Regions from separate parts of the Mus musculus genome. Here region 2 is linked to region 1. A link is a loop called in an ENCODE intact Hi-C map of the cell type or tissue named here. Cell type or tissue: left cerebral cortex. All regions are shown on one strand. Each heading gives the region's core, and the rest is flanking DNA. Links, peaks and the distances in the headings are about the cores only.

Evidence for each region. Peaks named below come from ENCODE experiments on the same cell type or tissue, not always from the same donor. Only the 100,000 strongest peaks of a DNase experiment are listed, where the experiment ranks them.
Region 2: a loop joins it to region 1, with 7 times the contacts of the local background. A loop is called at or near these places in 5 of 42 quality-filtered maps.

Annotation. Positions count from the first base shown.
Region 1 is chr11:4,126,495-4,142,058 of GRCm38, forward strand. It overlaps Rnf215 (ring finger protein 215), which reads left to right and starts at 8,666. Exons shown (of 9, transcript NM_027859.3): 1 at 8,666-9,069; 2 at 9,320-9,463; 3 at 10,066-10,137; 4 at 10,218-10,303; 5 at 10,718-10,874; 6 at 13,245-13,364; 7 at 13,441-13,584; 8 at 13,804-13,906; 9 at 13,993-14,699. The coding sequence starts at 8,779. The coding sequence ends at 14,015. It overlaps Ccdc157 (coiled-coil domain containing 157), which reads right to left. Exons shown (of 12, transcript NM_001164620.1): 12 at 14,629-15,564. It overlaps Gm51934 (a long non-coding RNA gene), which reads left to right. Exons shown (of 3, transcript XR_003949841.1): 3 at 1-79. Mir3060 (microRNA 3060) reads left to right here and starts at 12,870; the gene lies at 12,870-12,952. It also overlaps the pseudogene Gm11957. In left cerebral cortex, for the core only: a CTCF peak has its summit at 8,587 (motif pointing right); DNase peaks (open chromatin) are centred at 8,638, 9,338 and 9,595; H3K4me3 peaks cover 1,809 bases; H3K27ac peaks cover 1,699 bases.
Region 2 is chr11:4,177,478-4,193,041 of GRCm38, forward strand. It overlaps Tbc1d10a (TBC1 domain family, member 10a), which reads left to right and starts at 9,356. Exons shown (of 9, transcript NM_134023.1): 1 at 9,356-9,622. The coding sequence starts at 9,414. It overlaps Sf3a1 (splicing factor 3a, subunit 1), which reads left to right. Exons shown (of 16, transcript NM_026175.5): 12 at 1-143; 13 at 594-748; 14 at 1,664-1,765; 15 at 1,877-1,948; 16 at 2,557-5,064. The coding sequence ends at 2,658. In left cerebral cortex, for the core only: a CTCF peak has its summit at 9,363; DNase peaks (open chromatin) are centred at 9,261 and 10,487; H3K4me3 peaks cover 2,064 bases; H3K27ac peaks cover 1,887 bases.

The DNA of each region.
Region 1 (15,564 bases), core at 7,423-9,922:
TTCCAGCCCTCAGGATGCCTCCGTTGCTTCTTCACCTTTGTTTTTGAGGCAAGGTCTCTCATTGAACTGTGAATTCTGTAATTTTTAAAAAAGATTTATTTATTTATTTTACATATATGAGCACACTGTAGCTATACAGATGGTTGTGACCCATCATGTGGCTGCTGGGAATTGAACTCAGGACCTCTGCTCACTCCAGCCCTGCTCATTTGGCCCCACTCACTCCAGCGAACTTGGTATTTTTGTAGACTGGCTAGGGTTACAGAAACCCATCCGTTGCCGGTTTTTATGTGAGTACTTGGGCCTGAACTTGGGTCCTCCTGCTGCCTTAGCAACCGCATTACCCACTGAGCCATCTCCCCAGCCTGTGTTTGACTTCTTGAGAACTTGCCAGCCATGGACAAGGATTCAAGTTTCCCCACACCTTCACTAACATGTACCATGTTCCAGCTTTTAAGGAACTGTCACAGAGTGTTTGAGTAACTGTCTTCAGAGGGACTATACTGTCGTATGTTTCTGCTGAGGAACCATTTTGCACTCATTTTGCCTGTGACATTGCCTATGACTTTATCATTCTATAGGTTGCTGATGAAATAGTTCCATTTTCCACTGAATGATCTTGCCATCTGTTCAAATCAGTTCTGTGAAACCTGAGAGATGGCTCATAGGATAAAAATGCTAGACATTCTTCTAAAGGACCCAGGTTCAATTCCCAGCACACCCTTGGCCAATTATATTTGTAACTCTAGTTCCAGGGGACCCATTGCCCTCTTCTGGCCTCTGTTGGTACTGCATGTACACAGATATACATAAAATAAAAAGAAATCCTAAAAAGTAGAACAGGAAATCAACTCTGTGGATGTATGGATGATTTCTATCTAGACTCTCGGTTCCTCAATTCTCTTCCATTGTTCACTGGCTCTCTCTCTATGTGTCTTTAAGATTTTTTAGTTTATTAATTCTGTGTTTTCATGTTGGGGTGGGTATGGGTCCATACGTGAGTGTCAGTGCATTAGAAGGTCAGAGAGGTCATTGGATCCCCCTGGAGTCGGAGTCATGGATGAGTGTGAGCTGCCTGATGTGTGTGCCGAGAGCTCCAGGCCTGAGATAGAGCAGGACTAGCTCTTGGGCACTGAATCATCTCTCCATCCTCTGTCATGTGAGCGCCACATCATTGGACTGCTGGAGTTTTCAGAGTGAATCCTGTGGCTCCTGATTCTGGAGTCCTCTGTTTCAATATGCTCTGGATATTTGAGTTCTTTATAATTCCGCAAGCACTGGGGCTGGGCTCAGTCCCTTCACTGAAGGCCATTACAGCTGTGACAGGGATTGCACAGTTTTTCTGTTGCTTTGGGTAGCACTAGTGCTTTAGCAATATTCCTTCTGCTACTCCATCAGTGCAGACGCCTTTCTGGGTCTGTCTGTCTGTCTGTCTGTTTGGTCTTCTTATGCATTTCAGTAACATTTTATAGTTTCCAGCGCACGCGTCCTTTACTTCCTTGCTTGTATTAATATCCACAGATATTTCATTACTTTGTATAATATTACTATGTTAGGTTACTACCTTAATTTATTTTTAAAATTGTCTGTTGCTGGCAGATAAAAGCAGACTGACTTTTGTGTGTTGATCTTAGACACCCCAGTGAGCTTGTTGGGCTTCTTCTTAAGAAGTTACCTTTTGGGCTGGAGAGACGGCTCATTGGTTAAGAGCACTGACTGCTCTTCCAGAGGCCCTGAATTCAACTCCCAGCAACCACATGGTGGCTCACAACCATCTGCAATGGGATCCAATGCCATCTTCTATTGTATCTGAACACAGCAACAGTGTACACAGATATATGAAATAAAATAAATAAATAAATCTGTAGAAAAAAAGAGGTTGCCTTTTTCCTTTTTTTTAAATTTTTCTTGCCTTTATTTAAACAGTTCTCAAAACATTTGAGTGAATTGGGCCTCCTTTGGTAAGCAAAGGACCTGAAAATCATATTTAAAAAATGAACAGGCAGTCTTCATCCAGGACAAGGTTTGATGATCCCTTCGCTCCTTCCATACTTTGAAGCACCCAGTATTTTCATATCGTCTAAATGCTAGAAGAACAAGAGTCCATCTGTGGTGGGATGTGTTGTCACTTGCTGATAATTAGTTGAAATACCATTATCTCCTTGTAACAGCCTTAAGAAACAGCCCTTTAAAGGCATGTATCTGTAGCTCTTATTCCCTACTATATATATACAGATTACATAAAGGCCGACACATCCACATTAATGTAAGCATTAAGCACTTGCTGTATGGGAAGATTTTTGTTCTAATACTAGCAGCACAGGGTTACAGTGTATTTTTTAACACTTAATCGCAGGTATATTGAATATAGCAAGTTTCATGGACTCCTGAAAGAAAATTATTTTTATTTAACTTTTTACTTTTTTTACTAATAACTTAAGAATGGTTCTGGTTAAGCATTGATATTTAGAAAGAAAAGTAAAAATCAAACTTGTTTACTGTTGCTCTTTGCCGTCTGGCAGCGTTTTACACACAGGCTTCCGTCTTCAGAATACCCTGGATTCCGTAGGAAAACCTTCTAAATGAAGTTTTTTACAATAGAAACTTCCCAGCAGTCAAAATTTGGACTGTAAAAAAAAATACATGCAAAACATACTTTTCTGGAAACACTTAACTTTGAACAAAGCGCCGAACTACACGAATGCAGAATGAAAACAGCATTTCAACTCCACCAAAAGTAGTCGGCATAAAAGGTGTAAAAGTCCCCTAACTTCACTAGGCACTGTTCACTTTTTAAACAGGAGACAATAGAAAATATTGTCCACAAACAATATCCCAGCTCTATGGCAGGTTTCAGAAAGTCTTCAACTTCATGCTTTAGTAGCGACGAGGTGAGTAGGATCGTGATGGAGAATGTGACCTGTATCCTCCACGACTGTAGTAAGGAGAAGGTGACCGTCTTCTGTAAGTCTCATCCCTGTCTTGAGCTGCTCTCCATCCACCTCCCCCACCTCCTCCTCTGTGTGATCTGCTGTAATAGCCCCCGCCATCATACCCCTGATCGTATCCTCTGTCATAATAGTCTCGGCGGTGTGAGCTGCCATAAATGGCTCTCCCCATATAAATTCCTGGTGTTGGGGTATGGGGCCTTTTTGTTATAGAGAAATCGACTCTAATTCGTCGCCCATCAAGCTCCATTCCACTGGCATGTTCTTTAGCTTCCTTGGCATCATCCACATTTTCAAAATATACAAAGGCAAATCCTCTTGAACGTCTAGATTGCTGGTCATATACAATAGACACATCAGCAATGGGGCCATAGTTAGAGAACACTTCTCTTAGGTCTCTTTCTGTGCTGTATAAGCTCAACCCAAACACGCCAAGACAACAGTTGGGGTCAGGATTTGCCCGATTCCCAACATGACGCCTTCGAGTAGACATGGGAGAATGGCTGTGGCTGTGGCGCCTGCCATAATCTCAGCTGTAAGACCTGCTCCGGATCGTCTATGCGAGCGAGATCGTGATCGTGACCTTGTATAATGCCTTCTAGAACTTCTTCTGGATCTAGACCTGTGAAAATTTCCCTGATCCGTGAGCACTTCCTCTTCGGGAAGCAGAACGGGAGCGCCATTGTTCTGCTCGCCCCTGCCGCTCATGACTCCGGGTGGGTCGCTGTCAAGAAAAAACCAAAACCAACCAACCAACCAAACAAACAAACAAAAAGTGCCTTTTGTACTTAGCATCCCGTAAGAGTCGTTTGTGCTGCAAAGCATTCATCTCTGGTGCGTGATAGTCTGCATATGAAGAATGCGCTCTTCATCTCTTCTCCTAGTCATAGAGAGCTGGGCTATGTCCAGTCTTTCACAGTGCAGTCTCGCTTTGTACATCACAGTGGGGTGGTTCTCAGCCAAGACCTTACATGGGAATTATCTCTCTGGAAACCCTTTTACAACTAACAGAAACAAGCCTGCCTCCAGTGGTACTGATACGGAGTGACTAAGTATGACTTAGGGGGCAGAGGTTTGGAAGTTGGACTGTTGATTTGAGGCAGGTCTCGCTATGTTGGCAGTGCTGGCTTTGACTCCTGGGCTCAGTCCCTCTGCCTCAGCCTCCTGAGGATCTGGGATTGCATGTGCCTGCCACAGCATCCAGTTTTATTGCTTGTTTGCAGACGGGGTCTCACTTTGTAGCTCAGGCTGACCTTGAACCCACAATCTGCTTGCTACTAAAATGCTTGCTATTAAAATGCTTAGTGTATGGGCATGTCCCAGCATCTTAGGATTAGTTAGGCTTATTTTTTAAGATTTATTTTTAAAAATAGTATTAATTGTCTGCGTGGATAATCATTATTCTATGTGGGACCGTGAAAGGCAGTCTGCTTTGGTTGAGTGAGGCTTGCTCCGGAGACTCAGTAGAAAACTCTACAAGGGACAGAGCCACGTTCCCAGAGACAGGTGCCTGACACCACAGAGGCCCCAACTCCATAATTCTGTAACTATCAGTCTGGCAGACAAATCCCTAAACCCCACCCTCACAGTTACCTGACAATAGCCAGGCATGCTCCTCTCCACAGCTACCCTGCAACTACAAGATAACCCAGCCCACTATGAAAGGAGCTGCTTGGGACCTCCTCTCTCTCTTAAGCTCTCACCTTTCTTACTCTAATCTCTAGCTCTCCTTCTAGCCTTCCCTTCCCCCCTCTCTCCACGTGGCCATGGCGGCCTCTTTCTTTTACCTTCTCTCTTTCTCTCTGCCTTTCTACAATAAAGCTCTAAAACCATAGACCGACTCTGCTCATCAAGGCCCTTAAGTGTTTGAACAATAGAACCGCGTCTAACCTCCCGCCAGAAGGCCTTCCTGCGCTCCAGCCACGGACTATCCAAAGACTCCCGCCTGCGTGGGAACCACCCAGCGTCCCCTCTCCCCCTGCCTTCTGCTCACTTCTGCCCTGAGGCTGACCAAGCTGCCCATGGGGCCTCCACTTTGTTCTCAGTTCTTCTGTGGTGTCCAGCGGCGTCTGGGATGCCCAAGACTGAAAGCCTGTTATCTCTGGCCTCTGTGAGACCCAGAGACCTCAGACTGCCTCTTGTCCACCTCCCGTGGGCCGGGGACCATGGCTTCCCACAGCCAGACACCCACTCTGGGCCGCTTGGAAAGCATACTGCAGTTCACCACGTCTGGCCACTCAGAGCACCGGAACTCTGGTGGGACGCAGGTTTTCTCCCACTCCCTTTATTCCCTCATGCCCACTGCTCTACAATTCTAAACTAGATACTTATAACTAGAATGCCTACACAAATGTATGCATCCGGTTTCCCTTGGAGAAAATAGTTTTCTAGTGTGGCTGTTCCTTGCTAGCACAGCAGCATAGCTAAATCCTAACCCCTCAGCTGAGCGGAAATTCTAATTCCCAAACAGTACCTGACATTGTCCGACTCCAGCTCACAGGACTTAAAATTCTTGGTTTTTTTTGCTCAATAGTTAATTCTGCCAGGTTGTGGTGGCACACGCCTTTAATTCCAGCACTTAGGAGGTAGAGGCTGGTGGATCTCTGAGTTCAAGGCTAACCTGGTCTACTTAGTGAATACTAGTCAGGGCTACATAGAGAAACTGTCTTGAATACTCCCCTCCCCTCAGAATAATTACTTTTAGTTTTTCAACACCTCCCACACCACGAAGGACTGAATCAAGGGCTCATGTATGTAAAGCACGTGTTCCATCTATGACCCACATCCTCGGCAGACTTTCCACATGTATAGACCATTCTTGTCCCCTTGTCCATCCAGTCCTATTGATGGTGTCGCCTTCGTTTACCTGAGCGTTATACATTCCGGGGATGAGTCGTTTAGCTACAAATATTTTCTTCAAGTTTGGGGCTGAGGTTTCTACCACTTTACTTATTTACATCCATGCTCATGGAGGGTTTTTTGTTTGTTTGTTTGTTTGTTTGTTTTTTTGGTTCATGTACATGTCTTCCTAGCTGGATCTCCACTCATACACTGAGGCAGGTCTTTCACTTGGACTTGAGCTAGCTAGCTTAAGGGGTTCTCTGTTTCCAGCTTCAGGAGCTGGGATTATAGCCCAGTGGCCACCTAATATTTAAACCAGTGTTTAGAGGTGATCGCTGGTTCCCACACCTGCACCGCAGTCTCCCCTGCTGAGTGGTCTCCCCAGCCCTTCTTTTGCCTTAGTGTGCTATTTTTCACTTTATCGTGGGCACATTATTTATTTTTAAATACTATTTATTTATTAATACTTTTTGTCCAATAGGGTTCCTATAGCTGTGATAAACACCATGACCAAAAGCAACTGGGGAGGAAAGGGTTTACATGGCTCTCACTTCCACATCATAGTCCCTCACTGAAGGAAGTCAGTGCAGGGATCTGGAGGCAGGAGCTGATGAGGAGGCTATGGAGGGATGCTGCTTACTGGCTTGCTGGCTTGCTCCACATGGCTTGCACAGCCTGCTTTCTTAGAGAACCAAGAACCCTGAGGTAGCACCACCCACAATGGACTGGGCTCTCCCCTGTCAATAAAGAATGAAGAAAATGCCCTACAGCCTGATCTTATGGAGGCATTTTTGGGAGTGGGGGTTAAGATGGGGTTTCTCTGCATAGCCCTGGATGCCCTGGATGTCCTAGAACTCACTCTGTAGACCAGGCTGGCCTTGAACTCAGAGATCCAGCCGCCTCTACCTCCTGAGTGCTGGGATTAGGGTGTGGGCCACCATTGCTTGGCTTGGAGGCATTTTCTTAACTGAGGTTCTCTCCTCTCATATGACTCCAGCTTGTGTCAGGTTGATATAAAACTGCCCAGCACATTTTTATATCTAGTTCTGCATGCAAGGAGATCGCATGTATCATGGCACATGTGTGGAAATGTACGTCAAAATATGGATGTGAGTGGGGGAATGTCAAGTCATGGGTGAAGGCCAAAGGACACTGCAGGAGTTGGCTCTCTTCTTCTGTCATATGAGTCCCAGGGATAAAACACAGGCCCTCAGGTCACCAGGCTTTACCCACTGAGACATCCTACCAACCCTATTTTCTATGTAAGAACTTTTTTCATTTTTATTTTATTCTATGAGTGTTGGCCTGCTGCACAGGCATGAAGTGTACCATACACATGCAGTAGCCTACAATGGCCAGAAGAGGGCGACAGATCCTCTGAGACTCTCAAGCAATTGTGAACTCGCAGTCCATGTGGGTGCTGGGAATTAAACCCAGATCTTCTGAAAGAGCAGCCAGTGCTCTAATTACTGATCCATCTCTCCAGTTGCTACACACGTCATTTAACATCTTTTTTTTTTTTTAAAGAGGGTCTCACTGTATAATAGGCTGGTCTCAAACTCCTGCTTTACCCTCCCAAGTGCTGGGATTACAGGCATGCCCATCATAATGTAGTTTTTCTGTCATTAAAAACAAACAAGCCGGGTGTGGTGGCGCACACCTTTAATCCCAGCACTTGGGGGGCAGAGGCAGGAAAATTTCTGAGTCGGAGGTCAGCCTGGTCTACAAAGTGAGCTCCAGGACAGCCAGGGCTACACAGAGAAACTCTGTCTTGAAAAAACAAAAAAACAAAAACAAAAACAAACAAACAAAAAAAACAAGACCAAAAAAACAAACAAACAGCTCTCAAGCACTTGAAATCATCAAAATCGTGTTCTCTATTAAAATGTTAAAGTTGTATTTGAGTCTTTAATTCACATGGTTTTCCTTATGCACGGTGCAGTAGGGGTCCAATTTCACGTCTTTTCCCGGTGGTACCTAACTTTGTTGTGATTTAGCAAAGAGCAAGCCATAGCACCTCCTCCCAGGTCCCCAAGTGCAATACCTCCTCTGACAACCAATTTTACATATGTGCTGACTGATTTTATGTCAATTCCCTGTTTGCAGGCCAGCCGAGCTTCTTCTCTACATCTCTGTCTCCTTCTGGGAATATTTTAGTCATTGCATCCTGGTGGCTAACCAGGTTTCTATTTTCTGTAGATTTTAATATTTTATTACAAAGTGGGAGGGGGTGTTGCAGCTCATTAGCTCTTTGCCCTTTTATCAGGGTACAATTTGTAAAAGGCTCAGGTTTCAGATTGAGCCAGCTACCAGCAACCACAAACCTCTGGGCTGAAGGACAAATTTTCGGACAAAAGCGGAACCTTCTCATTCCAGTAAGCACTGGCGATCATGTTAGAAGCAAGGCAGTGCAGGTTTAGATCAAGTCCATTTTACAGGCGAGGACAGCCCAGTGCTCCGTGCCACTATGGCTCTGCCTGGTTTGTACAGCTTCGTGTGCCCAGCCCTCCTCCCTGCTCCTTTAAAACCATGGCCTCAGTCTCCCCATCTGCTTTCTGTGATTCTCTGCAGCCTGCTCGCTGATCCCATGAAAGAACACTGACCCAGAGGAGGATGAGACATAGCCTTGACAACACCGTAGGTCAATCAGCCCAGACCCTTATACCTCCCTCGCCCCTACATTTCTCCAATCCTGAGACAACCGCACCTATCTCCACTGACAGACAACTTGGTGAGCTCTCCAAGGCTCTAAGGTATTTGCTCCATCGCAGCTCCTCAGGCCTCCTACATTAGGTTTCTCAGGAGCCACCAGGAGGCGCTCTCGCTGTCAAGCACCAACTCAGCCCCCCCCTCCCCGCACCGCCCCCTCCGGCTGCGGCCCCGCCCCTCCCGGTGCCGAGCCCCGCCCTGTCCGGCGCGGCCTGGCTCACTCTGTTCTCCCGGTCCCCGGGACCTTAGACTACGGCCTCGCCACCTCTCCGGTCGGATCATGGGCTCTGCCGATCGCCCCGCGCTGAGGTCGCCTTCGTTGCCGCCCCCTCCCCCATCGCCGCCGTCGCCGCTGCTGCTACTGCTGCCTCTGCTGCCTTTGTGGCTGGGCCTGATGGGCCCGGGAGCGGCGGCGGACGGCAGCGAGCCGGCGACCGGGGAGGGACGGGGCGGAGCCCGCTCAGTGCGAGTGGATGTGAAACTGCCGCGGCAGGACGCCTTGGTTTTGGAGGGCGTCAGAATCGGTCCGGAAGACGGTCCGGAACCTCTGCTGGGTGGCCGCCTGCTGCTGGTGAGCTCAGCCCCGCCTAAACTTGCCATGACCCTCGGATAGACCCCGCTGTCTTCATCCAGAAGCTAGCCCTTGACAGCCCAGAATGCTACTACTTCCCAGCCTTCAGGAGTTGGCAAACCTGACAGCCACATGCCCCTTCCACACTCATTCCCGTACCCGTACCCTGACCTTGCGTGCTTTGTGGCAGACCCGGGCTGCCTCTTCTATTCCCCTTGCCTCCTTCTTTTCATGGCTCCTCGTTACACAGATGGATGTCGTGGATGCTGAGCAAGAGATACCCGTAGATGGCTGGATTGCAGTGGCATATGTGGGCAAAGAGCAGGTCGCCCAGTTCCACCAAGAGAATCAAGGCAGTAGCCAGAAGGCATATCCCAAGGCTCTGGTCCAGCAGGTGCAAAGGGTGTTTGAGGGAAGGGGAGAAAGAAAATGCATTCGAAACATCTGCTAGAGCCAGGCTAACAGGTGGCCTATGAGGAGCCTTTCCAGAGAAGCCCTGGGCCCGAGTGGGTCAGCAAACACCAGTATGGAGCATCAAAGCAGTGTGATGGGGAGGAGGTGGAGAGACTTGCTGGGGAAAGTGGACCTGCTCTGGTGATAGGAGCTGGCAAGGGTGGAGAGCTGCTTTGCTAGGACTAGGGCCAATGAAAAGAATTTTGGATCCTACAGAATGAAAGGAGCATAAGTTTCTCACACACATGATAATGTACAAATTTCTTAAAATCAAGAATATTCTTTATGTAACTATGGTGTAGGAAAGTTAGCATCTATAAAATGTTGTGATCTATGTTCCATAACTAAATATTGCCTTAGTCCACAACCATCGTGTGTTGCCTTTGGCTGTCATTATCTCTTCGGCCTCCAAAACCATCCCTTAGCTTTGGCTTGACTTCAGGGAGCTTATAGCTAGTCTATCCAGATGTCGGGCTCCTGAGAGCTGGGGCCGTGGGTAAGGCAGGTGTGTGACAGCCTCCCACCTTCCGTCTTCCCTTGCAGATGCGTCGAGCCCTTTTCCTGGGAGCCTCTGCCCTGCTTCTCCTCATCTTAAACCACAGTGTGGTCCGAGAGGTAACCTGGCTTGGACTGTGAGGGTGAGCAGGTGAGGGGACAGGGGCCGGAAGCCTGCTGACCCTGCCTGTCTCCTGCAGCTGGATGTATCCCAGCTTCTGCTGAGGCCAGTGATTGTTCTCCATTACTCCTCCAATGTCACCAAGCTGTTGGAGGCCCTTCTGCAGTGAGTTCCGTTTGTTCTGGGTGGTCTGATGCCTGAGTGCTGTGGGTCTCTTGCTTTTCGATGGGCTCTAGGGGAGGAGACTATCTCTGAAGAAGGCCCTTACCTGTTGGCCCTTAAACTCCTAAGGTTGAAACTGGGGGATGGCATGGGAAGGAGAGGCAAGATCTGGGAAAAGAGCTGCCCTATGGGCAGAGGGGACTAGTCCAGCATGAGGAAGCTGGATGCCTGGCTGACAGGCTATTCCTTGGTCTGGCTGCGTAAAAACACGGGCAAAGAGCAGCCAGGAAAAGTCTGGGAGCCAAATCAGAAGGCCTATGGCAACAGTGTCCTTGTGTATCCACTGCAAGAGGATGAGTGTAGGCCTCCCTTCCCAAAGGCCTTCTGTCTGCTTCCCACCCATGACTCTCCTCTCAGGAGGACCCAGGCTACTGCTGAGATCAGCAGTGGAGAGTCCCTTTCAGCCAACATCGAGTGGAAGCTGACATTGTGGACCACCTGTGGTCTCTCCAAGGATGGCTACGGAGGCTGGCAGGACTTGGTGTGCCTGGGAGGTGCTCAGGCCCAGGAGCAGGTAGGCCCAATGGATCCTAGGACAGCCCTACATACATTCGGCTGATTACTTAGAGTGGATCATGTAGTAGTAGATGATTAGCAGTGCCATGACAGTTGGCCTAGGTGGTGGGCAATGGCTGCTGATGCCTTCATGGTCTCTGCTCAGTGTGGCCTTCACAACTTTCTTACTTGAGCCAGTTTTTCCCCAATGGGGATAGAACCAGGGCCATGTACATGCTAAGCAATGTACAACGCTTCTGGTAGACAATGTCACCTCCACTGGGTCATGTCTTGCCACCTACAGTGTGCCTTACTCTCCAGCTCCCATACGCACCCTGACTTCCTGCCTCTGGGCCCGACCAGTGATTGGTATTCGATCCTCTTCTCAGTCCTCCGCTGGCTCGTGGACCCCTCATCGCTCATTTTGCCTTCCTGCTTTGAATGTTTGCTCCTCTGCTCATAGCCCCACTGTCTGCTCAGCATGCCTGGGCTGTGCACTGCCATAGAAGCTCTAAGCCTGTATGTTAGAGAGAGTGACTGTGTGTCCTTGTGGCTATGGCTGTGTTTTGTGTCCACATCTTCCAGTGCTTGTCTTCCAGGGATTCAAGGTGTTCAAGTCCACAGCATTTCTTGAACCCCAATCTGTACAGGTTGAAGGGAAGTAGACATACTCTCTTCTTCTACTGCATAGATTCCAATAGTTTGTGATGTGGGCCAGTTTCAAGTCAGACAGGTTAAAACCCTGGCTCCTAAACTTTAGGTGAACTACCTAAGCCAGGTGCTTTCCTGTTCTCTCTCTCTCCTCCCTCTCACTCTCTCCTCCCTCTCTCCCTTTCTCTCCCCCCCCCTCTCTCTCCCCTCACTTATTGGGGGGACGGGAAGCATTTGGTGAAGGGCAGAGGGATAGGTTACATCTGGGAGAAGAGCAGGCTGGGGAAGGGCCTCTGTGGCCTGGAGGTGAGAATGTATAGCTTAGTCCAGGCTGGCAGGGACAGAGGACAAAGCTGAATAGCTGAGAAGGTACTGCCAGCCAAGATGGGGGTGGCTATTCCATGTTATACAGCCATGGCAGGTGAAATGTTCAAATGATAGCCGGGCAGGCATCTCTAGGAACTGCCCTGAGCTGGGAATGTGGAAGTTGCGCTGAATCAAGTCCTGGCTGCTCCAGACCACAGGCTGCAGAGAGGCTCTTCTTGATGGCTGACTGGCCTGCCACACTGTAGTACACACTGCACAGTAGTCTGCACTGTGGCCAGGGAGCAGCTAACCACTGTCATTCCGTAGGGCTGACCCACAAGCTGGCAGCAGGCACAAGCTCTTCCAGGTCAAAGCAAAAAAGACCTGAGCCCAACCTTGGGCTCAGACTAGATGCCACCACTCCACTGTGATTAGAGGGGAAAGAGGCCTCTAATGATCCCAGTGCTGTCACCCCAAGCAAGGGCTGGTTTTGCTGCATTCACAGCTCCCAGACTGGTCTAGGATGGTAGCTCTTTTGTCTGGTCATTTTGACCCTTCTCCTTTGCTGTGATGGGAGTCAAACCTATGTTAGGAAGAACAGTCCCAGGATTTATAGGGCTGTTCGGACATCCCCCCCGTCTGCTGTGACAAAGAGCTACTAGGAAAGCTGAGGACTTTGAAGTGAATTGTTTTTCAGTCACAGTACATCTAAACTCGGTGTAAAATGGTGTGCCTGGGTGGGAAAGCCCCTGTGGCTTGCTGCTTCTGCCACTTCAGTTTCATTCCCCCAAAGACTGAGTCTCCAATATGACTATGTCATACTAAAGGGCCTGGAGGACTACCCAGGACAGCAGCAAGAGAGCCCATGGCCTATGGGTATGAGGAGGGCTGGGCAGGGGGAGCACTTACCCTGAGCGTCAGGGGATGCTCCTGGAGCAGTAGGTCAAAGGTGTGAAGAGAAGGGACAATGAAGATCAATTTTCATGACAGGGGAAGTGTGGCAAGGCAAGGGACAAAGGAGACCAAGGCATGGCTGTCAGATTGCTGGTGATGTCCTGGGCGTGGGGGTGGGGAGTGCTTCGTGCTTCTGGTTGAAGAGAAAATGACCATAGCACAGAAGCACTCCCACCAGCTTTGTCTGTGGCTTCAGGTGACCATCAGCTTAGATGACGGTGAGTGGAGGATGTAGGGACTGAGAACAGCCGAGGAGGAGATCTGTGCTGGGGCACAGTAACAGGGTATTAGGGAGACATGCGACTCTCCATGGAGCTGGGGCAGACCCGGGAGAGCACATAGGCCAGTGGCATGGAGACTTCAGAAGAGCAAGCGAGGGGCTTCCACAGGCAGAGCCCCTCAGTGTTTCGGGGGTTAATATCCCTGGGGGAAGCATGTGGAGCGTTCTCAGTGCCCTGACATCTGCCTCCCTTCGCAGAAGCCCCTGCAGCAGCTATGGAACGCCATCTTGCTTGTGGCCATGCTCCTGTGTACAGGACTTGTGGTTCAGGCCCAACGGCAGGCGTCAAGACAGAACCAGCAGGAGCCTGGAGGCCAGGTGGGAGCCAGACGGTGGAAGCCCTCATACCCGCAGCCCTTGGGCCTGCAAGACTGTGGCCATCTTCTTCCCACAGGAGGATTTGTTCAAACGCCGTGTGGTTCGGAGGCTAGCATCTCTCAAGACTCGGCGCTGCCGGCTGAGCAGGGCAGCACACAGCCTTCCAGAGCCGGGCACTGAGACGTGTGCTGTGTGTCTAGATTACTTCTGTAACAAGCAAGTTAGTACCTAGGCACAGTCAGCTACAAGCTGGCCTGTGGCGTCCCCAATCCTGCTCCCAAGAGACCCTCAAATCTCCAACCAGGACTGTCTTCCAGTCCTTATTATGGCTGGCAAAAGCATACCTGGCAATGGCCTAAGAGTGCTATATGCACAGTCCCGGTGAAGGGCACAGGTCTAGCTCCCATCTAGAGCCTGTGCCCCTCCTCTCACCCTGTAGTGGCTCCGGGTACTGCCCTGTAAGCATGAGTTCCACCGAGACTGTGTGGACCCCTGGCTGATGCTACAACAGACCTGCCCACTGTGCAAGTTCAACGTCCTGGGTGAGCACCAGGGGCCAGGTGGGATCCTGGGCTAACTCCCTAAGCCCCACCTGATGCCTCTTTCCCTGTCTTTCCTTTCCTTACAGGGAACCACTACTCAGATGACTAACTGCCCCAGTGGAAAGTCTGCAGTTCGGGACGGACCCTTCCCAGCCTACACTACAGGAGAGTGGGATGGACAGACCAGCTAGCCCTGTGGGCAAAGGAAAGGTCCCACCATGCCCATGGCGGGTAGAAGGGCCTCCCAGCTCCAGGCTGAACACAGAGCCGGACCCAGCAGGCAAGGAGAAATCATTAAGAGCCCTTCTCTGCAAACCTGGGGTATTTGTGTCTGTCCTCATAGGCGGCTCCCACAACTCTGGGAAGAACATACGGCCATTACACCTGTCCCCAGCACTCCGGAGCGTCAGTGTTGAGTTTTATGCTATCTATTGGGGGATAGATGAGGGGAAAGATGTGTGGCCATGGGACCCACTGGCAGGAACCTGTCTTTCAGGCCAGGGCCTGATCAATGACTTTAAAGTGAGCCTGCTCCGTGACCTGCTGCCTGTCCAGCTGAGTTCTTCCAGGCTGGCTGGGTTCAGAGGCCTTAGAAACCATCTAGTGCTGTATTTCTTGGTTGGGCTAAATGTTACTGACCAGGATACTTGAGGCCACAGAATCTATGTGGTGCATCTGCAAGGGCATCATTAAAAGGAAAAAACAAAAACACAAAACAAATGTTTGGGTAGGGAAGTTTTAATAGTAAAATAAACATGGAATCTATTTTAACATAAATCTGTTAAGACATAAATCTGTGTGATGCTTTAAGATATTAAGGAAAAGATGGGTATGTGGTGACATATGCCAATAATCCCAGAAACATGGAGGTGGAGACAGGAGGATTCATAGTTTAAGACCAGCTGGGCATAGCAGTGCACCCCTTTAATCCTAGCACTGGTAAGGCAGAAGCAGGCAGACCTCTGTGAGTTCAAGGCCAACCTGGTCTACATAGCGAGTTCCGGGACAGCCAGCACTATACAGAGAGACCCTGTCTCAATATAACATCACAAAACAAAAAGTTCAAGGCTGCTGGGCAGTCCCTGCAATCCCCTTGTTCTTTGTCCTCTGGGAAGGGAAACCAGAGGATCATGAACTCCTGATCATCCTTGGCTGCACAGGGAGTTTGAAGTCAGCCTGGGCTACTCTCAAAAAGAAAAACAAACAAAATACCAGTCACCTTGGTTTCTCTTGCTGGGAACAGGTAGAATTCTTAAATTCCTCAAGGCCTTGCACTCCTGGGCTGCACAAACATACCTTGCATAATCTTTAAAATATTGACTCTAAGACATTTTAGCCCCTGTGAACAGGTTATGTAAAGTGACCTTCAGATGAGAGAGGCAAGGACTGGGGCATGGGGAGCTGGTAGAGCACTTGCCTAGAATGCACAAGGGCCTGAATTCAGTTCCCAACACTAAACACTAACAATAAAAATGAGGAAAGCATCTGACCAACACACAAGCCCACGGAAAGCAGGAGGAAGTAGAGGACCTTGGGGCATCCCATACAGGACACACATTGTCTGCTGCACACCCTCCATTTCTTTCTCTTTTTCTTTTTGAGACAGGGTTTGTAAGTGGCTCTGGCTGTCCTGGAGCTTTCTCTGTATACCAGCCTAG
Region 2 (15,564 bases), core at 8,340-10,839, 52 kb after region 1:
ATCTGTGGTCCGGCTGCCCCCAGGCTCAGTGATTGCCCCCATGCCACCCATCATCCACGCACCCAGGATCAATGTGGTACCTATGCCTCCTGCAGCACCTCCCATCATGGCGCCCCGCCCACCTCCCATGATTGTGCCAACAGGTCGGTGTGTAGTGTTGCTTTCTCATCTCATGGGTTAGTCCATAAAGCTGTGGTTAGCCTTAATGATGGCTGTTCCCACTGAGTATCCATCCCAGAGGAAGTCTCAACTGGGACCTGGGAGCCATATTTCTTGTGAGAGACAAGAGACTGAGATGGCATAGCTAGTGTGTCTACATTTGGTGGTCGGGTCCTTGACAGGTCCAGAAGCCTGACAATAACTATTTTTTGGCTGACCTTGCACTGCCTCCCCTTTCCTGCTGCCTAATTCGGGCAGCCTCCCAAGGCTCCCTGCCAGGGAATGTGCTGAGTGACAGACTCATCAAGGCATGGCACTTCACACCTCTTACAGAGCAAAGCCTCGAAATCACCCGGCAAAATCTCCCTAGTCCTGCCTCTTGGGCCTCTTCACCTCTTCTGTACTCACTAGGCAACTGTTCCTTGTCCTTGCAGCCTTTGTGCCTGCCCCACCTGTGGCTCCAGTCCCAGCCCCAGCTCCAATGCCTCCTGTACACCCCCCACCTCCTATGGAGGATGAGCCTCCATCCAAGAAACTAAAGACCGAGGACAGTCTCATGCCTGAGGAAGAATTCCTGCGCAGGAACAAGGTCTGTGACCCAGGAAACTGCTTGTGCCCTGCAGTATCCGGCAGCAGCATGGGTTACCCAAGCCCCAGTTATGTACTATCCCATGCCTTTAGTTCCTGGGATGTCAGTCAGCCATACGAAGCTTCTGGGGATGTTTGTAATGTGAGGTCAGTAGCTGGGAGCTTGTGGTAGTGTGGACTCCTGTGGAGATGCGGCTGCTAAGACATTATCACAGGAGTGAGGTGACAGATCACTAAACCAGCTCTAGGAAGTCTCGCTCAGCACAGTTATTAAATTCAGATCTCTCTCTCCCTGCTCTGGGAAGGTGCTCATTGGAGTAGGATTCTGCTGGCATTCTGGAATAAGGACTCTATATTGGTACTGGTGGTCTCTGACAAAGCTGTTAGGCTTTGGTGAGAAGGCAGTGACAGTCCCAAGAGATTTGGCCCATAAATTTGACAAACTAGCTAATGTGTGTCTATTCTTTGAACACCTACCAAAGGTTCAGACTATTCTCTTTAGTGTTCCCACCAGTCTGTTTTGACACAGGCAAGCTTAGGTGTCTTGTCTGCTGAGTTTGAAACCAGTACTTCACAGACCATATCTTTACCCTGCTGGTCCTTGAGTTTGCAGAATTCAGTGGAATTTTAAGGAATATTTAAGGAATGGGAATGAAACAGTATGATAATATACACTTACAATCTCAGAACTCTAGAGGCAGGAAGTTTGAGGTCAGCCTAGGCTAGCCCTGACCCCTACCTTTAAGCCTGTCTAGAAAAATAAAGAAGAAATGAAGCCTGTGTAGTGTCACACCTGGTATCAGCAGTAAAGGGGTGAGAGGGGCAGGAGTCGTTGTTTGGATGAGCAACTGATAGCACAGCATAGTTCCTAATTGGCTTGGGGCTTTCCAGACATAATGAGCACTGCATTTTGCAGGGTCCAGTATCCATCAAAGTGCAGGTACCCAACATGCAGGATAAGACGGAATGGAAGCTGAATGGTCAGGGGCTGGTCTTCACTCTCCCACTCACAGACCAGGTATGTTTTGCCACCCCCAGTTGGTACAGGTGCTTTGGAGTCAGTGGGTTGGGTCAGCTTTTTCCAGATGGTCTTAACAAGAGAATGAATGAACTTTCTGTGATCCCACAGGTCTCTGTCATCAAAGTGAAGATTCATGAAGCCACGGGCATGCCTGCGGGGAAACAGAAACTACAGTATGAAGTAAGCAAGGGTCCTGCCCCTTAGGTTCCAATTCCTCTACCATCCCTGAAACAATCTGTAGAAAGTATGATGGAGAGAGACCTGGATGAGGCCATCCTAGAAGTGATCCAGCTGGAATGCGGGGGCAGGTGGACCTAATAGTGCTGGGTTCTGACAGCATAGTATAATTCGGGTCTAAAAGCCTTGGTCTCTGGATGGGGAGCAGACCAGTGATGGGATCTTAGGCAGCCTGGTTGTTTATGGAGGTGCAAAGGGGTATTCAGGTTTTCTGGGGCTTCCTCTCTTCCTGTGTGAAATAGGGTGTTGAAAAAGATAATCACTAAAGGTCTTTTGACCTGAGAAGTCAGCTGTGCCTTTTAGTTTGGTCATGGCTAATGTTTGGGAAGTTGAAAACTAAACCAAATGTTGACAAAGTTCCTTACTTTGCATCTGTTAGAAAGAAGGAAGGAAAAAGAGATGTTCTAGAAGAAGCCAAAGTTCCATACTTCGCTGACCTTCCCTTAAGCTTCCATAGTAGTGAAGTCTAGAATAGCAGTAAGCTCAGTTGTGTGAGGCTGCATGTGGTCAAAGACAGGTGGTGTCCATTAAGACATTTGTCTGTCTTCCAGGGCATCTTCATCAAGGATTCCAACTCCCTGGCTTACTACAACATGGCCAGTGGTGCTGTCATCCACTTGGCCCTCAAGGAGAGAGGCGGCAGGAAGAAGTAGCAAGAGATACTGCAATTGAAACCTTGCCATTGTACCTCTTTGCACCACCAATTCCAGGAGTGTCCCTGGGGCCTCAGGCACAGCCTGGGCATTTGTTTCCCTCAAAGCCAGTCTACGGAATGAATATCTTGTTTCAATTCTGGATTGGAGGTCCTTCAAGGAAGTCCATTAGAAGTTGAATACCCAGGGTTGTCCCACAGGACAGTTTCACACTATCGAGTGATGCTTAGTTAATAGAATATGGTTAATGCCATTCATCATTTTGTATCATGCTTTGGTTTCTTGAAGCCAGGCATAGTACATGCATGCCTGTGATCCTGGGACTTGGGATGTGTGGGCAGAAGAATTAAATGTTCAATGTTCACCTCGGCTGTATAGCTTGAGGCCAGACTGGGCTGTGTGAGATACTGTGTTTTGGTTTTTTGTTGTTGTTGTTGTTTTTGGTGGGTTTTTTTTTTGTTTTTAATTAAAAACCGAACACTTCTTGGACCTTCATGGAAGCAGTTTGTCCCTGCCATCCACAGACTGGCTTAGAAAGCTCTGCCATTCTTACCTATGCAGGGATAGCTAGTGCACAACAACTCTCCTAAGGACAAGGGTGAAATTCCAAGTCAATTAATAGGGAAACAAATGGATCGCTGAGCTTTGGGGTCTCTGCAGTCTTGATGCTTATAATATGTTTTTGCTGCCATCGTGCCTTTCAAGTACTTCTAAAGCATCGTGGCTGGGGAGATGCCTTGGTGAGTACAGTGCTTACGGTGCAAGAACTGATGTAAGAGCCACTAGAACAAGCCACTGCTACCCTGTGCACTAGGAGACAAGACAGGCAGAGTCATCCTAGCAGGCCAGTGAATGAGAAAGACCTGGAAGGCAAGGGTGAACACCTATGGCTGTCTTCTGGTCTCCATGTGTTTGCCGCAGCATGGCTTTATAGAGATACGCACGTTCTATATTTGTACGTTTTATATTTGTAAAGCTTCAGGACCCTCCACCATGCAGTAGCCATAGAACAAGGATCAGTAGCTTTTTCCATACCTCAAATCGCCCATCACTTGATAGGCATAGCAGTTTTAGTGGTTTGCTCTAGGGTGGGCAAAGGCCGTTCATTACTATGTGTGTGGTTAATTATGCCAAATCCACATACTGACCTAAGGGCCTTGTATCTAGTTTACTACTACTGTGTTGTATTTGGTATTTTTGTTTTTCTTTGGTTTTGTTATAGCTCCACTGGAACTTGCTATATAGGTTAGGCTGGTTTTGAACACATTGAGGTCAGCCTGCTTCTGCCTCCCAAGTGCTGGAATTAAAGGCATGGACCGGCAAGCTTGACACTGCTTCCTGTTGAAGCACTTGTGTAGCACCTGTGGAGTCCTTGTGTGATTATTCTTGTTCGAGGTACTTAGGGCAAGTCACATGCCCTCCATCCCATGGCTCAGAGATGAAGAGTAAATCCAAAACATGTGCCTCGCTCTTGGTCACTAACTGCTGTCCTGATGTGGGTTATTATTTTTGGAGTTGTGGTCTTGTGGAGGCATGGGTGGTGTTGCTGTGTGTATTCAGAGGGAGGGGAGAGTGGAGAGTGTGTTGATAAGCTGTAAACAAAGCTGGTTTCTTTTTGGAGGACTGCATGTGCTGAAAGCTTCAGAGTTCCCAGTCCAGAAGCAGTATTCTAACTCCCAGCCCCTCCACCTTTTCCTTTCTCAGCCGAGGCCTCTACAGCACCAGTCACTTGGCTCCATTACACATTGTTAGGCGCACATTTAAGATCATTGATGTCATGCTAGTCTGTACCCCTGTGTGACTTGGCCTAGGAACTAGTGCAAAATTTGGTTTGTTGGTGTGCTTTTCTGGTTTAGGAGCCTGAAACAAGCACACTGTGCTAGAGACTAGTTGGGTAGCACCAGAAATCCCCTGGAGGGATTTCCAGGAGGAGGAGGGGGTACTGTTGTATGGGAGGAGCATCAGGAAGTCTCAGAGAATCCATGCCTAAGAGCTCCTTTTTGGTATTAAGGACATGGCATTATGTCAGGGCATATGCCTCTATAGATTGGCAAACCCCACAGTGCCTCTATGGCTGAGGCTGTGACATGAGACCAAGAATGTGACTGGGTAGAATGCAAGTGAATGGGCCCTTTGATCCAGGCTCGGGAGCTAACAGTTCCCAGAATTCCTGAATGAGTGCCTGTCCTGACTCACATTCACTTGGAGGCTCATTGACCACAGAGCCTTGTGACCTTTGGTGGCCACAGACCAAGATTGTTTTCTAGCACTGCATGTCCTACAGTCTTGTAAGTTTAAAAAGTGCTTATCCAAATGTAAGTTTTAACATTTTTATAAAAATAAGTTGTTCTATTAAAAAATAAGTATCATTTTTATATGTATTATGTATAAATTACTTTGGTCATACGCCCTCCATTATCCTCATCTTTTCCTAGCAAACACTTCTTTCCAACAAGTTTCCTCATGTTTGTGTCTGTGTGGTGTGTGTGTCCCACTGCATCTAATTAGGGTTGTTTATTTGATCAAGGCTAACTAATGGCTATACCACTAAAGAATATACCTTCCTCTTCCCAGCATCTGTTACCTACCTGTAGGTCTTCAAGGAGGGTAGTACCTTAGGGTTACCCCACTATCATCTCCCGTCCATGATGTTAAGTCCAGTTTCCTGCAGGCAGGCCTGGTGCTATGAATCCATAGGTACAACAGCCATATCATGATGAGCTCCGTTGACTACAAACAGTGCTGATAGATTGTTGCTTTCAGAGGACCTTAGTTCCCAGCATCCATGTCAGGTGGGTCACAACACATAATATACACATACATAGGGGAAAGAAAAAAAAAAACTTTAGAAGTGTTCTGGAGTTTAAAGAAATTAGCATTGAGAAGTAGAGAGATACTTCAGTTGTGAGAATGCTTACCAAATAAGCATGTGAACTTGAATTAGGGGGCCTACACCATACAAAATGGAGTCACATCACACCGTATGTTACCTCAGCACTGGGGGACAGAGACACAAAGATCCCGGGAGCTGAATTGCTGAGTTCATTGAAAGACTAGTTCAGAGAATAAGGTGGAGTGTAATTGAGGGAGACCTTGCCATTTCGTGGCTTTTCACACACCCATATGCACCTGTGTACACACATGTACCCTGACACACACCAAATGTGCCTTTCTTGTTTCGAGGCTTAAGAAGCAAATAACTGACATCTCTATTCTTTCAATGACTTTGCACAAGGACACATACTAATTTAGGACAGCCGTGAAAGTGTGCCATGGTTGAAACTGTTAACTCCACTGCTATCCCTGTAGGCTATGGTGGGGAACAAGACAAACATGAACTTGGAAGTTGTGAACACTTATTACCTGTGCCCACTGTTTACTGGGAATTACCAAGTATCAAGTGCTTAAGAACATGTCACACTAAAATCTCAAAATAAAGTTTGTTTTTTTTTTTCCTAGTATTTCATTTTACTGATGAGGAAATAGTCTAAAAGAAGCTGGGCATGCTAGTTCCAGCTCTTTGAATGTGATTAAGCAGGGCAATTGTTTGAGCCCAGGAGTTGGAAGGCAGCCCAAGTAACAGGCCCTGGTTCAGGAAGAAAAAAAAAAAAAGGGCCTTAGGCCTCAGAATGGTCTCTTCTGTTTCTGAATCTGCTACCCTGAGATTTCTGGGTATCTGTGTGGTGTTTACACTGTCAACTTGGACTAGATTTTGGAGTTACATAGGAGACAAACTTGTGGGCATTTCTGTGAGCTTGTTTCCAGGAAGGTTGACCTGGAGAGGAAGACCCACATGGGTGACAAGTTAGGGAAACCATTCCATGGGCTGAAGTGCAGGAAAAGAGCTGGTGGCACATGCCTTGTATCTCAGGGGTTACATAGTGGATGGAGACTTCTCTCAAGACAGGGCGAGAACAAGGAGAACTACTAACTACCCCCTCTCAGTAACTGACTGGATACTCAAACTGTGACCCCAAATACATGAGCCTCACTCACTAATAAAAGTACAATCTGTATATTTGCCCCTGGAAGGCTGAGTGATAAGGTGTTTGGGAGATAGAACCATAGGACCAAGATGAGGTCAAACAGGGATACTACATTATCTGCTGGTTCTATCTGGTTCCTCTCTCCATCCCTGGGATAGGCACTCTGTGCCTCCTGGGATCTCCGTTCAGCTATGGGAAGGAGGAATTTCCTCCCAGATAGTGTTTTAAGAGCAAAATGGCCTATGCCTGCACCTATGTCTGCTATTGCCATTTGTATGGAAAACCAGAAGCAATTGGAATGTAAACTGCAGGCCTTCAAGAATGTCAGGCTATGTGGCATCAAAAAAATGGGTGGTGAGTCATTCTGTGCTAAATCCCTTTCTTGGAGCTTGTTTCAGACTCTGTAGCTTGTCTCTCCTCGTTATCTAGGGAGAGTCAAATGACCCTGGGAAATTATACAAAAGATGAATGAGGAACCACTCTAAGAACTGACAAACTTTAGGACTGAAAGTTGTATGCTGGGGTCAAGTGCATAGGAGTGTAATTGGCCCAATTCTTTTTCTTTTTTCTTTTTTTTCTTTCTTTTTTTTTTTTTTTTTTTAAAGATTTATTACATGTGAGTACACTGTAGCTGTCTTCGGACACCCCAGAAGAGGGCGTCAGGTGGTTGTGAACCATCATGTGGTTGCTGGGATTTGATTGAACTCAGGACCCTCACATAAGAGCAGTCAGTGCTCTTAACCACTGAGCCATCTCTCCAGTCTCAATTAGCCCAATTCTAATAGAAGCATTTTGTGACAACTGAGGTTCTAGAACTGCCATAAACTAACCTGGGATCTTAGACAACTGACTTGACTTTATAGAACCTCGGTTTACCTACCTGTAAAATTGGGCAAGTATAAAAGTACTAAAAGACATGTACTAAAAGTGCATTTTCCCCCAAAGAAACTCCTATTCGGTAAAGGTCATTTCCAGTCCTCCCTCACTCTCTGGTAACCATTATTCTTTGTACCTACAGATTTGCTGCTTCTAGATATTCCAGTATCTATGATTATTAATGATTTTGTGTGTTCAGTTTTTGTTTGTTTCTTTGTTTAAGACAGGGTCTTGTCTTGCTTACCCTTTCTTTTTTGCTTTCAAGATATATCTACATTGCATACTTATTAGTGCTTTATTCTTTTCATGGCTGAATTATGTCCATTGTATGGACATACCACATTTATACACTCTTAATTGGTGAAAGTCATTTGAATATTTTTTCTTTTTCTTTTCTTTTTCTCTCTATTTGACCAGGTAGCATTATTTTCATTTTTCTTCGGTAGAATTTCCTAGGAGGAGGATGCAATGTTTGCACAACTCTGTACGGATGCTAAAGAACCATGGGACTGTACCTTTTTTTTTTTTTTTTTTTTTCGAGACAGGGTTTCTCTGTGTAGTCCTGGCTGCCCTGGAACTCACTTTGTAGACCAGGCTGGCCTCAAACTCAGAAATCTGCCTGCCTCTGCCTCCCGAGTGCTGGGATAAAAACCACCACGCCCAGCTTTGTACTTTTTTTTTTTTTTTTTTTTTTGAGATAGGATTTTTATTTGTAGCCCAGTCAGTCTGTCCGGAACTTGTAAACTGTTTTAGCCTACAGAGTACAGGCATCTGTTATCATGCCTAATTTATCTTTAATTTTTATGTATTTGTGCATGTGTAGGTGTGTCGGTGGGGTGATGGAATTTAAATATAGGAAGTATGTATATACCTTAAATAGATGGAAGTGGTGGTATGCTAACCATATTTCAATAAAACTATTGGGGAGTCAGGCAGGATAGCCCACATCTGTAATCCCAGCACTTGGGAGACAGGGAGGGCCCTAGACTACATAGTAAAGTCAAAGCCACTTTGGAGACCCTATCTCAAAGAAAAACAATACAAATCAACCCTCACCAGAAAGGTGTTGGGAAGAAAAAGGTAGAGCTTAGGTCTGATATATATATATGTGTGTGTGTGTGTGTGTGTGTGTGTGTGTGTATGTGTATATATATATATATATATATATATATATATATATAATTTGGTTTTGGGTTTTGGTTTTTCGAGACAGTGTTTCTCTGTGTAGCCCTGGCTGTCCTGGAACTAACTCTGCAGACCAGGCTGGCCTCGAACTCAGAAATTCGCCTGCCTCTGCCTCCCAAGTGCTGAGATTAAATTAAAGGCGTGAGCCATCTTGCCCGGCTGTTCTGTATTATTCTTATAGGGTCTCCCACGAGCTAATTTGCATCCCCCTAAGCAGAACAGCCAGGTGGTTCAGATCCCTAAGCCCACTTGCGTCTCATCACTGTTCTTGAAAATGACCTGGCGAAGTAGCGCTACCCACGACCCTGTTTCCCATGGAGGCAGAGACCTTAGGACCTCTAGGGAAGCCCTAGACCTTCTGCCAGAGAGCAGCAGCAGGTGACACACCAGCTCCGGGCCAACCCGGAAAAGCCAGACGAGCTAGTCCAGGTGAGTTTTTGTGATTGGCAGCCAGGGAAGGCGGGCCCTTGGTGACGGTTGTCCCGCCCCCTCACGTCGGTCCACTTGGCGCCAGGCTGGAGGAGGGGCGAGGCTCGGGACCCTCGGCACCCATTGGGCGCGTGGTGGGAGCTCCCTGGGTATCCGCCCCCAGCTTTGTGGCAGCCAATGGGCACAGTGCGTGGGAGGGGCGTCGGCAGCGTCGGCGGAGGCCGGGCGGCTCAGGCGGCTGAGGTGGCCGCTGGCGCTCTGGTGGCGGGCGCGGCCGATATGGCGAAAAGCAGCAGAGAGAATGGGCCGCGCGAGCCCGCAGCAGGCGGGAGCCTGTCTGGGACCCGGGAAAGCCTGGCCCAGGGCCCCGACGCCGCCACCGCCGACGAGCTGAGCTCGCTCGGCTCCGACTCGGAGGCCAACGGCTTCGCCGAGCGCCGCATCGACAAGTTCGGATTCATCGTGGGTTCGCAGGGCGCCGAGGGCGCGTGAGTAGCTCTGGGGTCTGGGCCGGGCGCGGGACCAGCACAGGCGTGGGCCTGACCCACCAACGTGTCTCCACTGTCCCAACCCCACAGATACGCCGCAAGCGGCAGCCTACTTTCTACCTACGAACAGAAAGGCCATTCCCTTCCTCCTGGTCTTCCCCAAACCGACTGATCCATACCCTCCAAGGAGAGTATCCCCGATGGGGGTTTCCCATCTCCAGCTCATAATCTCGCAGGTTACTCTGGCCTTAAAGCTTTGCCACCCCCTGACACGCGCACAGATGGCTGCCCCATACTTTGCCCACAGCTATTCTCCATCTCCCCCTACCCCACAGAATCCTTGTCTCGCCACCTCAGTATCGGCACCCCAGGAAATCTTAAGACTTCAGGACTCCGAGCTATTCCAGGTCGCGCTAACCCTTACCTCCAGACACATATCTCAGAAGGATTGACACTGGCCAGCCCCCTCCCAGAGGGTCCCATCTTGACTCCCAGTTTCTTTTCATCATGGAAAGGTCTCTCCTCATTACACACCCTCTGCCAAAAGGCAGCTTTGTCCATTGTCACAGGCAACAGGTGGGCCGACACTCCTTCCCAGTAGTTATAGGGCACCTCAACTCTAGGACTCCCCTGTCAGCTTCATCACAGGGGAGCCAGCCAGTAGACTCCCAGGCTGCCGTGTTTATGTCCTTCCTTCCCAAATCCAGATCTAGGACTGGAGAAGGAGGGAGACAGCACCCCACCCTTGAGCTACCAGGTACCCAGCTTTCCATTAGAGAAAGCTGAGGCAGGAGTAACACCTTCCCTCCAAGCTGAGCATGTTGGGCTACAGATTTGTACACAGCAGAACCCCTAGAAGCCCGCCCTCCCAGAGACTGCGGATGCGATCTGGTGGTCTCTTCAGGAAGATGGCCTCTAGATCCTGCTTTCATTCCACTTGTCTTGTGATAGGAGACTAGCGCCATACCCAGAACTGACAAGCCTCCCTGTCATAGTGTACCTCCCAGTTTATAGAGCCTCACAGGCACCATGGAAGCCCTACGCCAGTATATATTCTCCCTCTCCTCTGACTGATTGTGACTGCCCAGGATGTCCCCAGCTGTTCTTGGGACTTACAGAAGTGCTTGATTATCTTAAGAACCCACTCCATGAAGCTGTCCCATATAAATGTCACTTCCACCATATCACCCTCCCTCCCCAAGAGTCTCTTATTCACGAGGCCTCCTCCTCCTTAGAAGGAGAAAATTTTAAATCCAGGCCTCTGACCTATGTTTCCTCCCACCCACTGGATCTGTCTCTTCCAACCTTTCTTTCTTGCTCACATTAGACTAAGCCTGGTCCAGTTCAGAACCAGGAGAAGCCCTCATTCTCACCTTTCACCCTGTATGAGCTTGTGGGAACCTAGAGAGAGGGTTTAGGCTGTGTTTCAGTTGGGGCAAGATCATCAGGGACCCTTCCTGGGCCCTTCCTCAGGGATCAGGGGCCCAGGAAGGGTGAGGTCTTGAGGGGGTGGGAAAGGAATTCTCAGTTTTATCTGTGGGGTCTTGGACGTAACAGTCACGTTTGCTGGTAAATTCTAAAGCATGAGAACTCTTCTGTGGTTATTGGATTTTTACCCAGATTTCAGGGTGCAGGGCGATATGATAGAGTGAGGAAGGGCCAGATTTAGGGATCCTACCTGCTGGCTGTGTGACCTTGGGTAGATCTTGAGTCCCTAGCCTGTTTAGTCAAGGGAAAAAGTAGTGTGTATACCCATTGCTGCTGAGGAACATGAAACCGGATATATGGAAGCATCCCGCACCATGCCTGGCACAGGAATAGCCCAAGAAATCGCTTTCTTTCTCCTTCTAAGGGTCTGAGAAATGAAGAGAAAAATTAGGGCGTACCTCTGGTATTTGTGGGAAGAGACGCAATGGGAGCACCTCCCTTTGGCTCTCATCCCAAAAATCTCAGCCTGCTGTTCATCTTCTCCACCTTCCAATAGCACACTTAGGATACAACCCCACAGGTGCCCTCCACGTCTCTGATGTCTGTTAGGCCAAGTCTGAAGTGAGACCCTAGATCTGTTTCTGTCTCCCTGCCTCGTTTCCTTCAGCTTGTCCATTAGCAAAATCTCTGGTATCAGAGAACTTGGATCTTCCTTGTTTAGTTTATACTGTGTTTTGAAAAAAGCCAAAAGTAAGTCCCTGCCCAAGGCCATACGAGGGGAAGTTTGTGACCGCCCTGAACCTAGTCTCGTGGTTGAGGGCTAGGAGTACATGTGCTATCCCAGAGAAGTGAAACATTAGCACAAATGGCCTGCAGAATCCGGATGGAGACTCTGTCTCCAGATTAAAGGTCTGTTTCAGACATCGGGGGCCAAAGGTTGTCCCAGCACAGGTCAGTTTTGGTGGTTGTCAAGGTCTGTGGGAATAGGAAAGAAAACAGAGGCTTCCTCACTCTGGTGTCTGTTGCATACTGGCCTAAAGTATATCATAAAATTGTGAGCTGAGCTGGAATAGATCTTAAGAGATTGACTAGTATAGCCTTTATATAGAAGATAAACAGAGGCCAGAGAAGCAAAAACTTGCTTAAGATCACATAGCATATTACATACATAAGATCACATAGCATATTACATACATAAGATCACATAGCATATTACATACATAAGATCACATAGCATATTACATACATAAGATCACATAGCATATTACATACATAAGATCACATAGCATATTACATACATAAGATCACATAGCATATTACATACATAAGATCACATAGCATATTACATACATAAGATCACATAGCATATTACATACATAAGATCACATAGCATATTACATACATAAGATCACATAGCATATTACATACATAAGATCACATAGCATATTACATACATAAGATCACATAGCATAGAGCTAGAACTGGGATGCAGGATGTCAGACTCCCAAGTCAGAGCCGCCCCCAGCAGGAAATGAGTTGGCAGACAGGTAAAGTGAAGGTAACTAACAGGAGTCTGCCTGCCATCACCTTCCCTTGCTTCCTCAGCACTTCAGACACCCTCAGCAGTGTAGGAGGCTAACAGGAATGACCAGAAGGGTAAAGCATGTTGTCATTAGTCCAACGAGCTTAGGGCTGGACCAGCCAGGCTTATTCCAAGTCAGAGACTGAATGAAAGTGGACTTAGAGATGGCCCTATCACACAGACCAGTGTGAAAGAGCATTAGCCTTTCTTTCTCAGTCTGTTAGGGGAAAAGCTGGGGGTTCAGCACAGAGTTCCCTATGCTCTTTCACCTTTTCATTTTGCCATTCAGCCTGCTCTGTAGGGAACCTTTAGTGGGCTTGAAGTGTTCCCTGACTGCTCTTGAGCACTGGCCAAAAGCAAGAAAGCAGCTAGCCCATGAATGGCCCTGTGGGTGGCACAGGCACAGGCAGTGAAACCCCAAGAAGACCAGGTATAATGAGCAGGGAAGGGTAGGAAGGGAAGAGCAACCCGTCTGATGGTCTTTCTGCAGCTGAAAGTTGGTCCAGAGTGGTCCTAAGCAAAACCCCTGGTAGCTGAAGAGGTAAATCCCTAATATTCCTCTCCTTTTTCCATGTGACTGTCAGCACTAGCCTGAGGCTGGAGCTTCCTTCCCACCCAGCCTCAATCTGCTCAGTATGTAGGCCAGATGAGTCAGAAGTTATGCTCTTTGGGATCCTGTGGGCATTGGCTTCCTGTTAGGGGAGCAAATGATTTGAGCTGAGCTCAGGGAGAAACATCTGGAACAGCATGTTGTCTTCTTTAACCCCCCAGTTCCCTCTACTTCTAACCAATTACGTCAGACCAGTGACTTTGAAAGTCATAGAACTGGCTTAATTGGCATCCTTACAGATTGGGCTATGCCAGTTTTTGTAGAGGTGGGGCCAGGCCCCTCCTGGCAAGCCAGAGCCTGCCTGTTTGCTGCCGTGCCACCGCCACCTTTTTTACTTTGTAAGCTCAGACAACCCACTTCTCTTGGGCTTTGACAGGTCCCAGGAGAGCACGGAGCTGGCAGTGAGCATCCCTGGGTAGCCTGTTTGGAAGAATATGGCTGTTTATGTGCGGTCCAGGTTTCTGACTCTAGACCATGAGCCCCCCCCCCCCCCCCATTTGTTTCTTTCCATGTTCTTCTCTTGGCCTCTAAGGAAAATCCAGTTTGATGGCCCTGTTCTCAGACAAGATCTGACTTGGTAAAGGAGGAGCCAGCTCACCAGCTGCTGTCCTGGGAAGGTGCCTGTGTGTCCACTTGCTAGAAACCCTAAGCTGTGGGAAAGAGATAAGCGGTGGAGCCTGCTTGATGTTTTGTCTTCCCAGCATCTGGCCTGAAACATGACCTGGGGATGGGGGACAGCAATACCTGGCTGAGGCTCAGTCACCCAGTCTATTTCCCTCTCCTCCCTCAACCTCTGGAGCCTGCTTGTCTGTCTGACCTTGACCATGTTGCTTCATTTCTGGACCCCATTGTCTCACCCATGTAAAGGTTATACTAATACTGACCTTTGGGGCTTGCTGTGAGGTTTAAATGAACTGATGTGTAAAAAGAGCCTGAGACAGAGAGGTGCTCAGTGAATCTTCTTCCCTCATAAAGACTGGAGTAGTTAGAGAAGTAATGCACCTCCCATCTCAGGTTACAGTGAGGCCCTGCCCTGTGGGCAAGAGAGACCCATAATTCAGGTGAACCTCACTCTCCATTCTGAGCCCAAGCGCCTACAGAAAAGTGTGCCCCAAATTTATCACCTGATAAATCCTGAAGCAGCTGGACCAGGTAGGTTTTCCCTTCCAGGTCGGTTCTGTGGAGGATCCTAGAAGGGGGAAAATTGGCCTGGCTGCCCCACTGGCAAACCAGCAGACTGGGTTAGAAGCTCCTTTACCCAGGGTTTTAGAGCAGCTGTCAAAACTTGGGTTTCTCTTTCCTCTTTCCTTTCTCCACTTTTCCTACCCTGACTCTACCCTGCTCTGTTCCTTGTCTGGCTCTTTAGAGGCTGGCACAGATTGGCTCTTTACTTCTGCTTAGGTGGTGAGGTAGTCAGCCGATGCAGCAGCCTGGGGAGCCAGCCAGCCAGCCAGAGACTTTGTTTTGCTAGCTTAGATACTTACGCAGTGAGATTGTTTCCCAGACCCTCTTTTGAGTGTCTACTCTGCCAGATGCTGTGATCGGGGCACGCTGAACAAGACCTCTCTGTCTTGTTGCCCTCAAGGACTTCAGACTGGTTGGAAGACAGAACCACAAACAAATCTTAGCAATGTTGAGTGATAAAGGCTGTAATTGAGGTGTGCAGCTGCTCTTAGAGTCAACAAGAGGAAGCAGCAGCTTTGCCTACAGGAGCCTATGAAGAAGTGCCATTTGATCCCAGCACTCAGAAGTGACAAGCAAGGTTTTTTCATTGAACAGAGGACTTATGTGCAACATTCCACCAAAAAGCCAGCTGTTAAAGAAGTTTAGTGTGCTAAGAGCAGAGGTGGCAGGCAGGATGGAAGCAAGGTTAGGCTTGGAAAAGAGGCTAGACAGACAGCCTTGAATGCCAGCCTGAGACCTGTGTTTTAGAGGAGTTAGTTGTTGAAGATGGCAGAAAGAGGACTTAGATCTCAGGTGATGAGAGTATCATGAGAATCCAAGATGGGCCAAAAGAGCTCTGGTAGGACTCTGAAGAAATCTATAGCCAATGGGAGGCAGAGCCTGGCAAATCATTTAGAGCTTGATCGTGACTAGCCCCGTGAGTGAGAGGTGGAAAGGCCTCTTACAGGGCCTATCCTAGAGTCCTTACAGTGGGCTGCTGCTGACTTAGCTATGTCATATCCCTAAGGTGCATAGCTTGGCTGGAATGCCCAGGGCACATGAAGGGGCTCTTTGTGTCTTTCTAGCTGGAGAGAGAGTTGGCTGACCTGACTGGGGGAGGCAGGATGCTAACACTGGGCTTTGTGGTTGCTGCCTGGT